Linked DNA regions of Homo sapiens: region 2 is linked to region 1. A link is an interaction called in ENCODE POLR2A ChIA-PET data of the cell type or tissue named here. Cell type or tissue: PC-9. All regions are shown on one strand. Links, peaks and the distances in the headings refer to the core of each region. The heading gives the core; the rest is flanking DNA. Region 1 overlaps SIL1 (SIL1 nucleotide exchange factor). Region 2 has its middle 80 kb from the start of HSPA9.

Region 1 (7,957 bases), core at 1,088-6,087:
TGGTCAGGCTCATCATTTATTCGTCACTAGATGTAGCTTTACTGCCAAAAGACCTACTCTTGTTTATTCCCCTCCCTCTCTACTATTTATAGTTGGTCTAACTTTTTACAAGCTTTGAATAAAACAGAGAATGTGACCTAAGATGTGTTATTAAATGTCCATACACATAAGATGGGGGAACAGAGAGTCACAGATGGTGACAACATGGGTAAAAATTCCTATCTACTTGGAATAAGGGCAGAATCAAATTTTACTCTAGTTTCATTGAGATGACACTGAAATGTCAGTAGCAACAGGCACATTCAAGTGTACCCTTCTTCCAAGCAGATCAGGCCAAGCAATTCTGGCCATTGGGACGTCCATTATACTGCTCACCTGGAAAAGGCAGCGCCCAGCACAAACGCAGCATACTCCTTCACGAGGGGCTCTGTGCTGTTCAGCCCATTGATCACCACTTGAAGACCACCAAAGGAAAGCAGGTCCTGCGCATTGTCCATCTGCAACAGAGCCACTGCTTAGTACAGCATAGCCATCAGGGACAGGAAAGCTGTTCTTAGAGCCTTTCTTTTGGTGACTACCCAAAAACAAATTAAAAAGCCATGGAAAAATCAATAATGGCCTTTTTGACTAAGAAAAGGTTTGTAAAAACCAATTTTTTAATACTCTTAAATTTGAGAACTCCTAATTCATCTAACACGATTGATGAGCACCTGCGTGGGAATCAGCAGAAATGACACCTAGCTATTGCTTATGCCAAACATGTCCTGGAAAATTCTAATATCATAATGAGTCACAAAGCTTGCTCCTAATGTACAAGCTGTTAACACAAAGAATCTGGCGTCATCAGCACCACTAAATGGTGCCATGCTTCCTGCTGATGTCCAATCCCAATGGGGACAGTGGAGGCAGATTTTTAAAGCTGATTTTAAATTAGAAGCTAGGGACTATAAAAGGAGCCCTGTTATTGGGAGGGGGGTTGCCGTAAGAGTGCTGGGGAGGGGGGAATAACAATAGTACCTTTCTCTTGCATCTCAGGTTGACTGCATCTGAAGACATTCATGATAAAATATGCAAGAAAATCGCTCTCCCAAAGGTTTCTGTCTAAGCCTGTGCTACTGGCTAGTGGCTATGTATCAGACAGTGCAGAACATTTCTATCATTACATAAAGTTCTATTCAACAGCATTGGTCTAGGCTATCATTTAAGCTCCAAATCCCCAAGTCCGGATTCTCTCTTTTACTCTATAGCGGATCTCATTACCCACAGTTTATTAGTACCCTGGAACAAGACAACTCGCTTTCCTCAGAAAGGTCACTGGATCCTGTTTTCTACATGTACCCGCTACAGTCTCCCTCGAATATATCTTTGTTGCCACAAAGGCTGCATCTTGCCCATATGCTAATCCCACGCTATCAATCATGAGGAAAACTCAGGAAGCTGAAGCCCAACAACTGTGGCTGCTACCCATCTTTCTCCTCCAGATTCCACAGGGCCCCTTCCCAACTGCATCCTTGCCTCTCTGAACTAGGAGAGGACTCTGACAGAGAAATCAAGTGTGAGGATTGGTATTTGACTGTGCTAGTGTTTTGTGGTGGCCTAGCCTGTTGTTGCCACTTGAAAAATCATATTCATACACATTTGGATGGAATCTCCATGACAGCAGGGGTTTTGTCTGTCTGTCCACGCTTGTAGCTCCAGGGACTAGGATGGTGCTGAGCATATGGTTAGGTGTTCAATGAATAACTGTTGCATTAATGAGTATGAATTTGATCAGAAAAGAATGTTCCTGAAATAAAGCTCCAGTGTGAATAAAAAGGCAATCTGGGGTATCTGTGCCAACAAAATGAATGGGCCTCTGGTACCGCAGACATGAAGTAATGGCTAAACCAGGTTGTGAAGTAAGCATGAAGTCTGCTCTGCCATGTGGCCCCAGGCCATGGACATTTTTCTGCCCCAAACTGTTCTTATGAAGAGGAATAACTGGTTGAGCCACAGCCCAGCTAACTAGGGAGACTCAGGGTTGGGTGCTTTGCTGACATAAGCACCTTCCTTCCTTCCCTACATGCTCTAATTTTACAATGTAAGAATTCACTACCTATTCTTTGGTTGTCCTTCCTCTGGGTTTTCTGGATACAAAACTATGGCTCAGAATCCTGTCATACCACGCCTGGAATGGCCACTTATAAAGCTGGTATGAGTTCCTAGCAGAGCAGCTGCCACTCGGTCAGCTCCAAAGCAACACAGCCCAGAATCATGGACCTTCTGTTCTAGAGTCAGTTTATCTACTATTACTACAATGATAATTCAGCATGATAGAAATGCAGACATTTATATAAGCACTTCAGCCTTTTTGGGATGTTTTCTCATGGTTTACTTCACTAACAGTGAGGAAGAAACGATTCATTCTGCCCAGTGCACATCAAAAGCTGGGCCCCCCCCTGGTGACATACAGGAGAAACCATGACCATAGCCCAGGTCCACAGCTCCCCATCTCGGTCTGGGGCCAAAACTGTTCTCAGGCTGCCTTCGGGGTGGGGTGGGACAGGCAGAGAGGAAGAGGAGGAGGGAGTGCAGGAGGGAACTATGCCAACACCCTGGAGGAAAGGAAAGAAGCAGGGCACTGATAAGACAATGAGAGAATGGGAAACAGCGAAGGGGAAAAATGGTGGCACACAGCTGAGGAGACACGTGGGAGAAGGCAAATGTACTGCCCGAGGTAGATGGGGCGGACGGAGGCCGCTCCTCATAAATAACTCACCATCTGTTTCCACACACAAGGTTTTGCTTTTCACATATCCTGTTTAATAATTCAAATATGGCTGTGAGGAAGCCTGGCAGACCTGGTTTGGGTCCTTGGAGCCTACAGCTCCTCAAACCACCATTCAGTGAGTCTGGAATGAGAAAGGACTGGGGAAGTTCCTGGCTAGGAAAGTGCCATCTTCCTTAAAACTAGTACTACATCACCCCAAGCCCCCATCACAACTGGGACTCGGGCCGAGTTGTGTCTTACTTAATCCCCCAGTGAAATCACAGCTTAACATTGCTGCATGGCAGCCTGATGCACCAGCCCTTCCAGTCAAAACACCAATGATCCAGAACATTTCTCTGCCAACAGACAAATTTGGCTTCTGCCAGGGACTGATTTTGGGATGACCTCAGGATGGGTCTGGTGAGGTGGCCTGTGAAAGCAGAATGGGGATGTCACCTTAGGGAAGACACTGCCAAGTGACAAAGAGCCTACAAGGGAAAACAAAGAACTTTGTTGGGGCAATGCTAGCCCAAGCCTCCTGTGGACTCACACCCTTCCAGGTATGATAAGCTCTCCAGTCATTTTGGTGTTTCATGTGCAAGAGCCCATGGTGACCTGATACCTAAAGATTCATCCAAATATGTTAAGATGAGAAAAAATAGAAGCTGTCAACATCAAAGGAGGACTGAGTTGGCAAATAACCCCTTATATCCTTAATCCTTTAAATATCTCTAATGGAAAAGCTGTTGGAGTTCTTGGTTTTTACCCTGGAGAGTAAGACTGGAAAGGGGAAAGAGAACCGAGGTTCATTTTTTTTCTCTAAGAGGATCAGAGTCCTGCTATTTGAGGCCTGAGAAAGAGTTATGAGCAGAGAAAGAAGATGAAGAGGCTGCCCCATAATTCCTATGGATACAGTGCATACTCATCCTCTTTCACCACAGATGCTGGCAAAATCCTAAAGGAAGAAAGCATGTCTTTTAGCCCAGTTTACAGAGAACAAGGGCACTGTCGTGCATGGTGCATGGGAGGACATTGAGGATCTGTGTCTTGACAAGGATCTCAAACAAGCCTTTGATTATGATTACACAGCCTCCTGGGCCACTGTTGCCCCTAGTCTGGATTACTGCAATAGCCTCCTATCTGGTCTCTGCTTCTACCAAGCCCCCCACCTGCAGTCTAATTCTCAACACAGTAGCTGGAGGAATCCTTTTAAAAGTAAGTCAGATCACATCATTCTTCTGCTCAATATCCTTCAATAATATGCAAGTTCACTCTTTTCCATGGCCTACAGGCCCTCTATATTCTTCCTCCCATTATCTCTCTGAGCTGTATGTACTTCTTCTCTGCCTGCTCTCAGCTCCAGCTGATTCAAACACACTAGGCATGTTCCCACCACCGGGCTTCCACACTTGCTCTTCCTCCAGCCAGAGATGCCCCTTCTCAATGCTGCCAGTTCCTATCTCGCCATAGTTTCTATTTTTCTACAGTATTTATTACCTACAAACATATTACATATAATTACTTCTTTCTTATGCTTGTCTATCTGCTTCTGCTAGAAGGTTAAGCCCTAATTTTGTTCATAGACGTATCTCAAGTGCCTGGAACAGTGCCTGGGAGTTAGTAGACACTTGATTTATTTATTGAATAAATCAATGGCTTTTATTGGCTCCTTGTTAGCTCCACCTTTTGAGCTTAATTCAAAAGGTACCAGTTGCCTTTGAGAAACAGAGTGGCCAAAAGTTTTAGAGCACAGAGTTTAGGGTCAGACAGACCTTGCTGCAAATTCCAGCTCTACCACTCACTAGGCTGGATGATCTTGAGCAATTACATAATCTCTCTGTGCCTCATTTTCCTCGGTTATAAAATGGGATTAATAGTGGTACCTACTCATAGGGCAGCCACGGAAGTCAATGAATTAATGCATACAGAGCACTTGAAGCAGTGCCTGGTATATGACAACACTCAACAAATATTAGTTATTATAAGTCTGATCAGTTACTTCCCTGCTTCAAACTCTCTAGTGGTTCTTAGGATCAAGGCTAAAATCATAAAGAGCATGATATCTCCAACCTCACCTCTCCAGCCCCCGAACCTTCCCACTTCATCTATGCTCCCCTCCAGGCCGCTGTGCTCCAGTCACTCCAATCTTTTCCAGGCCCTCAATCTCCCCAAGCTTGTCCCTGCCCTAGAATCTCTGCACATGTTGTTTCCTCTAGCTGGAATGCTCTAATCTAAGGATTGGCAAACTTTTTCTAAAGGGCCTGGTAGTAAATATTTTTGACTTTGTGAGCCATATGGTCTCTGTCACAACTACTCAATTCTGCCATTGTGGCATAAAAACAGCAATAAACAATGCATGAACAAATAGGGGTTGCTGTGCCCCAATAAAATTTTATTTAGGAAAGGAGGTGTTGGGCCAGATTTGACCTATGGGCAGTAGTTTGCCATCCCCTGCTCTAGTCCCCCCTCTTCACCCAGCCAACCCCAATCATCCTATAACGCTTGGCCTAAATGTCACATCCTCTGAGAAGCCTCCCTTATTGTCCATGACTAGGCTCTAAGTTCTCCAGTTACATATTCTTACATCACCCTCTGGAGCCCTCATTACAATCTTAAATTATCTCATTATTTAATTAATTTGTTCAATTGTTCATTATTCAATTACTTCCTCTTCCAGGCTATAAGCTGCATAACTAGGACTATGTCTATTTTATCTCTGTGGTACCCTCAGAGGTACTAAAGAAGGTACCACTCCACATGAAAAAGAGGTTGGCTGGCCAGGCATGGTGGCTCAAGCCTGTAATCCCAGCACTTTGGGAGGACAAGGTGGGTGGATCACTTGAGGTTAGGAGTTCAAGACCAGCCTGGCCAACATAGTGAAACCCTATCTCTATCAAAAATACAAAAAATTAGCTGGGCGTGGTGGTGCACACCTGTAATCCCTGTTGCTCGGAAGGCTGAGGCAGGAGAATAGCTTGAACCCAGGAGGTGGAGGTTGCAGTGAGCCGAGATCGCGCCACTGCACTCCAGGCTGGGTGACCGAGTGAGACTCTGACTCAGACAAAAAAAGAAAAAGAAGTTGGCTCTGGCCTCTAAGACTGTATCTTACTACAAAAGATAACAAGACTAGATTAAAAATAGTCTGTGCTCTGGGAGAGAAGTAAAGATGTTGATGCTATTTTCTTAGGGCTTAGGGAAGGGGGATTTATTTTTGGAGCTGTTAAAAGTCTGACTTATGGACGAAGAAATACAGTACCTGATGGACATAATATTCAAGATCAAAGAGCGCAGCAATCTTCTCTTCCAAACTGGAGCTGGAACTATTGAACTTGTTGATCAGCCGTACCATGATCTGCATGTCAGTCTCAATGACAACATTCAGCTCATCAAAGTCTTTCTTCAGTTCCTCAATGGGGCGGAAGAGCCGCTTTACCTCAGCCTGCCTTGCCTAAGGAGAGCAGCAAAGAGGTGATTAAATTGGTTGGAGACATCTGCCCAAGATGTCTGTGGTCTACCATGGATGCCCATCCTCAAAAAACTGCTGCTCCAAGACTCACAGTCTTCTCTCATCTATGCTATCAAAAATACTAATACTTTCTAAGATGCCCAGAGAAGACAGCCCTCAAAGTCTGCCTATATAGGCCTCAGCTCTAAAAACACACTCAAGATGTTCCAAGATTCGCTTATTCAAGTCCGATTTCCAATATTCAGGAAGAATAGAAAGGCTTTTTGTCACAACCACTGAGTTAAGGGGAAGTAATGCAAGTTCATCTTCAACCTCAAACCACATATGAAACAGCTGAGACCTAAGGTAGAATAACCCACACCCTACTTCTCCACTTCTCACAATCATAGACTATCTTGGCCTTGCCCTACCCAATCCAACAACATTTTAGGGAAACTTGGACATAGAAAACTATGGGTAAGAGCTGTCACAGCAGGAGCAATTTGCTGATGAAAATTAAATCACTGTCATTACTGTCAATCTAACCACAGGTGTACAATTTGTTCAACTGTTTGAAATGGCTAAATTACTATATGTACTATACTCAAATCTCGAACAATTTTCTCTGAATCCTTCCCCACTCCACTCACATATAAAAACTTTAAAAATGAAGTTACATTAGAGGTGAATAAAAGACTTTAATTAAATATTTTATACATGTGACACTGTTTTCTTCCCAATTTGAGAAGATAGTGCCTATAAAGAGAGTCTGAAAAGTCACAGTGGCTTATGTATCTGTCTTCCAAGAAAAACTAAAAGGCACAGATATTTATAAAAAGCCGGATGATGAACAGCTGTCAGCTCCAAATTGCTCATCTATTACCTATGGGTTTTTCTCCCCAGTTACAAGCACTCCATAGAAACACCAACCAAAGAAATGAATCAGCCTCTCTTAAAAAAGACCAAGCTCCTAGCGGAGCAATCACATCCATGGGGCGCCACATCCTGATTCTCTGGGCTAAAATAATATGAGATACTCTCCCTGCACCCAGCTAGAGGTCTCTGGATGGCTGCCAAAGCCAAGCAAAGAGGTCTGGGAAGGCTGAGTCACTTTCTAGAACTGTGAGATGATAGGCAAGTGAGCACAATAAGAAACTAGTGACATCTGTCTCACAAAAACGATGTGTGCCTGGCTCTCAAGAAGGCCTCAAAAAAAAAAAAAGGTTTTGGCCGGGCACAGTGGCTCACACCTGTAATCCCAGCACTTTGGTAGGCCGAGGCAGGCAGATCACGAGGTCAGGAGTTCAAGACCAGCCTGACCAATATGGTGAAACCCCATCTCTACTAAAAATACAAAAATTAGCCGGGCATGGTGGCTCACACCTGTAGTCCCAGCTACTCGGGAGGCTGAGGCAGGAGAATCGCTTGAACCCAGAAGGCAGAGGTTGCAGTGAGCGGAGATCGTGCCACTGCACTCCAGCCTAAGCGACAGAGCGAGACTCCATCACAAAACAAAACAAAACAAAACAAAACAAAACAAAACAAAACAAAACAAAACTTTTACTTTGAAATAATTATAAATTCCCAAGAAATAACAAAAAATAGTACAGAGAGTGTCATGTACCCTTCATCCAGCTTCCCTCAATGTTAACATTTTACATAAGGATATTACATAAGGATACAATGTCAAAATCAAGAAAAGGACACAGGTACCATACTGTTAACTAGACTAAACACCTTGTTTGGATTTCACCAGTTTTTAC
Region 2 (7,957 bases), core at 1,302-6,301, 370 kb before region 1:
CTGTCCTTGCAGCACGGTGAAGGGCAGTGGGAATGAGACTCTAAATCACGCTTCCGTGATGCTCCCCATAGCTCACCTCCCTGTATGTGGCCCCAGAGGCCAGGGCTGACACTTCTCCCTTCTCCCCAGCCCCAGCACCACCGCCTGCCCCCACCCCCACACACACAGAGCCCAGTGGCAGGGCCAGCCTGACTGACTGGGGGAGAGCAGGAAGATGGGATGTGAGCAACTCTGGCAGCTTCCAGGGGCTGCTCATCCTGCAGGCCTCATTGTTTATTGCCCCCGCAGCCGCCAGCACTTCCCACTCTCTACCCCGCTTCTTCCACTGGGGCCTGTATGTGCGCTGTGTTGTTTGAAAAAGACATCCCTGTCCTTCCTTCATTCATTCTCCCCTGTAGCATCTCTCTTCTTTACACCACAGCCACACAGCCACCACCTTGGTTCGAGTGGGGCCTCATCACTTCTCACCTGGATTTCTGCCACCATCTCCTAACCAGTCTCCCTCTAGCGTGCCCCTACTCTTAGTCCATCATCCTTTACCTCGTTGCCATGGTAATCTCCCTAAACACACCTCTGACCATAATCTTGATCTCATTTGTCTGGGAAGTGGGGATTGTCCCTGCTGATACAATAGCTTTGTGCTCGTGAGCTATTATTATTATTATTATTATTATTATATATTTTTGAGACAGAGTCTCGCTCTGTAGCCCAGGCTGGAGTGCAGTGGCACGATCTCAGCTCACTGCAACCTCTGCCTTCTGGGTTCAAGCAATTCTTCTGCCTCAGCCTCCTGAGGCGCTGGGACTACAGACGTGCGCCACAACACCCGGCTAATTGTTGTATTTTTAGTAGAGACGGGGTTTAGCTATGTTGGTCAGGCTGGTCTCAAACACCTGTCCTCAAGTGATCCACCTGTCTCAGCCTCCCAAAGTGCTGGGATTACAGGCGTGAGCCATCATGCTTGACTGTAAGCTATTATTACTGTAATTAGACATCTCTGAGCCTCAGTTTACTTGCCTGTAAGTAAGGAGTGGGGAGAGGTGGTCAGATGTTGGTTCCTGAAAGGAACCAACACGTTCCAGCTTCTTTAAGAAGTCTACCCGGGCTCTTGGCGGGCTGGTGCCTGCTGGCTCACCTCCCGCCCTGTGCTTTCAGTCCAGGAGGAACCCTGGTACTCATCTGTCCTGAGGGGCCATTTCCATGACTAGACCCTGATCCTTACGGTCAGTCACCTGGACTTCCCACCAATCTCCTGCCCCTCCATCTAGGCTTTGAGTTCCTGGTTCAGAGGGACATATTAGTGCTTAGTGGTGATGAGAAACGGGTCAGACAGGTCAGGGCTTGAAGTCTAGCCCATGACGGTGCACAAGGTTTTGGAGTGGCGTACTGATTGAGAGCGAGGACTCAGCCGCCAGACTGCTTGCTTGAGTTCGGATCTTGGCTGGGCTACTCTTTAGTTTGGCTAACCTCTCTGTGCAGTTTCCCTGTTTCTAAAATGAGGATAATAATTGTACCCACCTCATAGAATTGTTGTACAGATTAAATGAGTGAACATATGTGATTGTTCTTGCTGATACAATAGCTTTGTGCTTTTGAGCTATTATTATTGTAATTAGACTTCTCTGAGCCTCAGTTTACTTGTCTGTAACACATCTCCATAATACCTTTCCTTCCTGCTTCAGGGTTATTGTGAAGATCAAATGACACATTCCCTTTGGAAACTCTTAAAGGCTTTACAAAGGTAAGATTATTATTATTTATTATCAGATACTTGTTCCTTGGGGTTCTCCGCCACATTCCCTTTAGAAACAAAGCAGTTTCCTTCACCCTTCTCTTGCCCCAGTCTCAAGGCAGAAAACCGTGGTGTCTTGGAAACAGGAGCAGCCATGGGGTCTCCCTCCACCTAGGAAAAGGGGCGCATAAAGCTGTGCACACAGACACATCTCTGACAGAGATTATTTCAAAGGAGGCTGCTAATTAAACCAAGAACAGAGAGCTTGTCAACATTTTACACAATTATCCCCTTCACTGCAGAGGTGAACCCAGGTTTTGTGGAGCCCAAAGCTTATACAATTTGGGGGGCCCTCTTTAAGAAAAAAAATACAAGATGATGAATATGAAATTAAGTGCAGGGTTTCGAAGGGGCCTGTGCAAATGAGGAGCACTGCCACCCAAGCTTCATTAGCTTCACAGAAAATCCACCTCTGCCACCAGGCCAGGTATGCATTTGACAAGGACTTGTTGGTTAGTTGCTTATGGCCAAAACAAACCGTTTTTTACCAACCACAGGCAGGCCAGGATCTCTAGAGGGCAGGAGCGCACAGCCTGCACCCAGACTCCAGAAGTCACCCTGTTACCAGGCTGTGGCTCCTCCACTGCCTTCACCTCAGTCTAATTGTTCCTTTTTCAAGACCCACCACCTATTTATTTTTGCTTTCAACACATTTGCATGTGATTTACATAGCATTAATATTCAGTCTCATGTTGGGAACTCTTCCTCTGCCCCGGCTTAAGCTAGATTCCTGGGACTTGGTTACCAAGTGAGATGCAACTTTCTCTCTTCTCAAAATGTAGAGGGAAAGAAATATACATCTAATTTGGGGGAGGGTGGGAGAAGGGACAGTGATGACATTTGTCTTGAAGTCAGTTTCTAGTCTCTGGCCCTCCTAGTCTATGTCTTCCTCCATATATCCCCACTGTCCCTACCCACAACCCACAACCCAATTCCACCCCAGTTTTCCTCTGATTATGAAATTGGAAGCTCACCTTCTCAAGGACACACATTCCTACCCAAATTCTGGGCTTACTGGGGCTCAAGGGTGCAGCCTCTGAAGTGAAGAGGCACATGGCATCGAGGTGCCAGCAGACAAGAGCACACAGGGATTCTTCCTCAGGTCCCCCTCTGGGAGAATCAGCCCCTTCCAGTCCCCCTGCACTGTTTGGAGGCCCAGTTTATGTGATCCCCCGACTGACGGAAACAGATGGCAGGTGGGAGTATGTGTGAGTGTGAGTGAGTGTGTGTGTGTGCATGCACGTGAGCTGTACATACATAAAAGAAATGTGCACACATGTGTGAGACAGAGAATGCCCACGTGCACATGAGTACACCCCCCCCCCCACCGCCACAAGACAGGCAGAGGAGGAGGAGGTGAGGATGTGGGAAGGAAATTCTCGGTTTAAAAAAACCACATTGTGGTTCTAAATGTCATCAAAGGTGAAACTTGCTTCCTTAGCCCTGCCCTATAAAGGGAGGCAAAAAGAAGTCAGCAAGGCAAGAAAAGGTCTCAGGGCAGGGATGGGGCAGTTCTAGTGTCAACAGTGACATCACTCTCCCAGACCCCTCCGCTGAGTGGTGAGTCACCAGAGCCCACTCAATACCACAGTCTTTATGCAGTCATGAGCCGGCTCATGCTTCCATCTCCATGTGGCCTAGGCCTCACCCCCATGGTCCCCTGGGCCTGAGCTACCCCAGCCCTGGGGCTTTGCTCTCTTTTAAGCCTCTATCAGAGAAGGCAGGGGTCCCTTCTCTGGGTAAGGCAATCAGAGACATAAATGAGAGACAAGAGAAAGAGAGACTCTTCTGTATGTGAGGGGGGTTTGGGAACAGAAGTTGAAAAGTTGCAAAACCAGTCTGAGGAAGAGGCAGAAAAAAGAGAATGGAAAAGAGAGAGTGAGAAGAGAAAGAAGAAAGAGGGAACTGGGGTTGAAGAAAAGAGCCGGGTGTGGTGGCTTACGCCTATAATCCCAGCACTTTGGGAGGCCGAGGTGGGTGGATCACGAGGTCAGGGGTTTGAGACCAGCCTGGCCAACATGGAGAAACCCCATCTCTACTAAAAATACAAAAATTAGCTGGGGGTGGTGGCGGGCACCTGTAATCCCAGCTACTCAGGAGACTGAAGCAGGAGAATTGCTTGTACCCGGGAGGCAGAGGCTGCAGTGAGCCAAGATCGCGCCACTGCACTCCAGCCTGTGTGACAGAGTGAGACTGTCTTGGGGGGGAAAAGAAAGAAGAAGAAGAAGAAGAAAAGAAGCAGGGTGAGGTAAAGCTGACAGCTGTGAATTCTCACTTCTCAGGATTTTAGGATTGCTACTCCATTTTCCTGGCCCTCTGATCTTTTATGGGTCCCCCAGGTCTAGTGATGTAGAAGGAAGTCCAATACTGTAACCAGCACCTCTGGGAGAGGACTCCCAGTGTCTATGGTATCATCACCACCTACCCTGACACATCTCAGCTTGGTCCCACCCTCCTTGTCAGAGATAGGGGTTGGAGGGTTTAGACATCGGTGGGGGAAGCAGTTGTGGTGGCTCACGTCTGTAATCCCAGCACTTTAGGAGGCCAAGGTGGGAGGATTACTTGAGGCCAGGAATTCAAGACCAGCCTGGGCAACATAGTGAGACCCCATCTCTATAAAAAACAAAAAAAGAAAAGACAAGAAATTGGGGCTGGGAGCAAAAAGTGAGAGGCACAAAAGGGAAGGCAGTACCCACTGGGGCAGCTCTGGTTTCTCTCTCAGGACCTCAGTTTTTTCCCAAGACCTTGGCACCTGCCCAACCATTGTTCCTTCTGGCCTGGCCCTCATGCTCAGTGGCAGCCTGAGCGTCATCCCTTGTCACTGATGGGAATCAGAACAGGGGCCCCTTTATCTGACAGTGAGAGCGACTCTGCCCAGTCTCCGTGACTCGAATTTCCCAAGATGCTGCTTATTCCTGATGTAAACTGAGCTGCTCCAAGGAAATCAAAGCCTATATCTGAGTCAACAAGACAGCACCAGAGTGGCAAGACTAGGCCCTCATGAGATCACAGATGGCTTCTGTTAGAGACCCCTGTCTGGGGATTTCTTCTCCTACTCACTGTGGTTGCCTGTCTCTACAAACAAAAGACTGCTCTTCAATTCCCTCTTCTTGACTCCCCATCACCAACATAGTGATAACAATAATAGCAACCATTTACTGGGTGCCCAATATATGCCAGAAAACTTGGTAAGTTTCTTTCTCTGTCTCTTTCTTCCTATTGAGACAAAGTCTCACTTGTTGGCCAGGCTGGAGTGCAATGGTGAGATCATAGCTCACTGCAACCTCAAACTCCCACCTCAGCCTACCGAGTAGCTGGGACCAAAGGTATTTGATACGGCACACAGCTGATTTTTAAATTTTTAGTGGAGGCAAGGTCTTGCAATGTTCCCACGCTGGTCTTGAACTCCTAGCCTCAAGTGATTCTCCCACCTCAGCCTTCCGAAGTGTTGGGATTACAGGCACGAGCCACAACACCTGGCTGGTAAGTTTCTTATGTACATTATTTCATTGAATGCTGCAACAACATTATGGAATAATCACCATTGTGGAGCGTGGAGGAGGAAACCAAGGACTCCAGAAGTTGCCTAAGATTTCACAGCTTGAGATGGAGCTGAAATGTGAACCCAGATCTGTCTAAATTCAAATCCTCGGCTTTCCACTTTGCTTATTTTTATCTTCCCTGCCTCAACAATACATCCTCCTTTTGGGTTTTGAGGTGCAATTCAAATCTTTTATCTCCCGGAAGTATTCATCCACTCCTCCCTACCTCAGCTCTTGCTCTCACCTGCACCATCCTTAGGAGGCCCCTATGCTGTCCCTCCTGCTGGCTCAGGTTAGATATGGAGTTCCTCCTGTGGTCCCTGGGGCTGAGGTGGTGAAAAAAATAGTGGTCAGGCCCTCAGTTCCCACTCTCCAGGGAGGAGGAGGGGAAGGTGAATGTGGCTGGCATTTCGCACTAGGAACAACCACACGCAGTTGTTGGAGAGGTTTAGGGGCCTGTGGTGCCTTGGGTTCTGGTTCCCATCAGGAGACAACTGGCCAGGCTCCAGAGCCCCACAAATGGGAGTAAAAGAATGTGGAAAACTACCGGGTCCTCCAGGAAGCTTGGAGTGGGGCAAAGGTGGAACAAGAGCTCCGTTTCCGCCAGGACCTGTGTCCCTAAGAAGGCTGATGCTGTTATTTACCCACAGGGAAGTCACAATTTCTAATGCTTGAGACAGAGGCAGCCTTCATTTCTAAACCTGTGTCCCTCAGGGAAGGGGACCTGTTTCAGACCTTGGAAGCCTCCCAGGCACCTCCTGATGAGCTTGGTAGAAACAGTGTGCAGCTATGGCTTTCAGGCCGTCCCAGAGCCACTTCCCACCAGACACCGTTTCCAGGCCCATGGCCAAGGGCATGTTCTGGAACTACACCGGAAGACTCTACAGACCAGATATCCCTCAGAGACTCTGTCAGCAAGTGAGGGAGAGATCTGCAAAGAGAAAGAAGAGCAGGGCAAAGACAACTGGATGTGCTGGCCCAGGAAGAGGAGCAGCCACACAGGGACAGAGAGTGGAAACCTGGAGATGAAGCAACGCAGCAGAGAACAGCCACCCTCCCTTCCCTGGGGTCTGGGCACTAGCGAGGCAAGGTGGCATTAGGCATGATTTAGGGCAACCCATCTTTTAAATATATGGGAGTTGGCCAGGCACAATGGCTTACAGCTGCAATCCCAGCACTTTGGGAGGCCGAGGCAGATGGATCACCTGAGGTCAGGAGTTTGAGACCAGCCTGGCCAACATAGTGAAACCCCGTCTCCACCAAAAATACAAAAATTAGGTGGGCATGGTGGTGCACGCCTGTAATCCCAGCTACTTGGGAGGCCGAGGCAGGAGAATCGCTTGAACTTGGGAGGCAGAGGTTACAGTGAGCCAAGATTGCACCCTTGCACTCTGGCCTGGAAGACAGAGCAAGACTCCATCTCAAAAAAAAAAAAAAAAAAAGAAAGAAAATAGGCCAGGCGAGGTGGCTCAAGCCTGTAATCCCAGCAATTTGGGAGGCCGAGGCAGGCAGATCACCTGAGGTCAGGAGTTCGAGACCAGCCTGGACAACATGGTGAAACCCTGTCTCTACTAAAAATACAAAAATTAGCCGGGTGTGGTGGCACATGCCTGTAATCCCAGCTACTCAGGAGGCTGAGGCAGGAGAATAACTTGAACTCAGGAGGCAGAGGTTGCTGTGAGCCAAGATTGCGCCATTGCACTCCAGCCTCGGAGACAGAGGGTGACTCCATCTCAAAAAAAATAAAAATAAAAAAATTAAAAAGTAAATAAAATAAAATAAAAATAAATAAATATAAGGGAGTTGAGGCTCAGAGGGTGGACAGGAACTGCCCTAGATCATGCCACTCCTGAGTGAGTCTCCCATTCAGTGTTCTGGGAGCAATGAGAAGAAGGGGTGCTGGCTCCGCTGTCTTCTGGGAAGCAAGGGGACTTGAAGGGGAGGGGTCACAGTTTCTCCACCCCCACCAGACTGCACCTCCCGAAGGACCTCAGAGGCTTCTATCTCTCATCTATGAAATGTGCGGGGCCCTCAGTTCCTTGTTAATAAAAGTGAGGATGAGAACACCTGCTTTCCTTCCGTGTAGGGCTCCTGTGAGGCTCTGCTGGAAATAATGCATGGAGAAGAGCTTTGTAAGTGCAGGGTGTTATTAAGTTTGTGATTAGGCCAGGTCAGCGAGGGCTGCAGGAATAATGGGAGGATTAATGCCCAGGACGTGGCAAGGAGGAGGCTAAACTCTGCCCCATCCTCCTCCCTCGGTCACCTGCCCTGAGAAAAAGCATTTGGTGTTTCCAAATTGACTGAAATAAGAAATGTGTGGTGGCAGCAGCCTTCTCTCACTCAGCCTTCATTTGCCCAAGGCAGAGAGATTTTAATTTTCGAGCCATAATGAGAAAAAGAAACTCAGGATTAAAGAATATTCCAGTGAAGCAGTCAAAATAGCTGCCCAGACTCTGAATCAAGCCGAGAAATATAAATTAAAAACTCCATCTCCCTCTAGCATCAGCTGGGCTTGAAGATGCCAGGCTGAGTGGCTGGCAAGGGTTCTTGCAACCCAGGTCCTGGGGTCAGCTGGCGGGCAGGCCCCACCCCAGGGTGCTGATGGGACAGGGAACCAGAGACG

Evidence for each region. Peaks named below come from ENCODE experiments on the same cell type or tissue, not always from the same donor. Only the 100,000 strongest peaks of a DNase experiment are listed, where the experiment ranks them.
Region 2: POLR2A ChIA-PET joins it to region 1 with 7 read pairs; 2 of 35 experiments call an interaction of 5 or more read pairs at or near these places.

Annotation. Positions count from the first base shown.
Region 1 is chr5:139,020,796-139,028,752 of GRCh38, forward strand. SIL1 (SIL1 nucleotide exchange factor) reads right to left here. Exons shown (of 10, transcript NM_022464.5): 6 at 6,006-6,197; 7 at 376-497. Among named protein-coding and RNA genes, the nearest start is that of LRRTM2, 150 kb to the left of the region's middle. In PC-9, for the core only: no CTCF peak of the experiment used is centred there; a DNase peak (open chromatin) is centred at 1,956.
Region 2 is chr5:138,651,382-138,659,338 of GRCh38, forward strand. No RefSeq gene overlaps it. Among named protein-coding and RNA genes, the nearest start is that of HSPA9, 80 kb to the left of the region's middle. In PC-9, for the core only: a CTCF peak has its summit at 2,350 (motif pointing right); DNase peaks (open chromatin) are centred at 2,280 and 3,250; H3K27ac peaks cover 790 bases.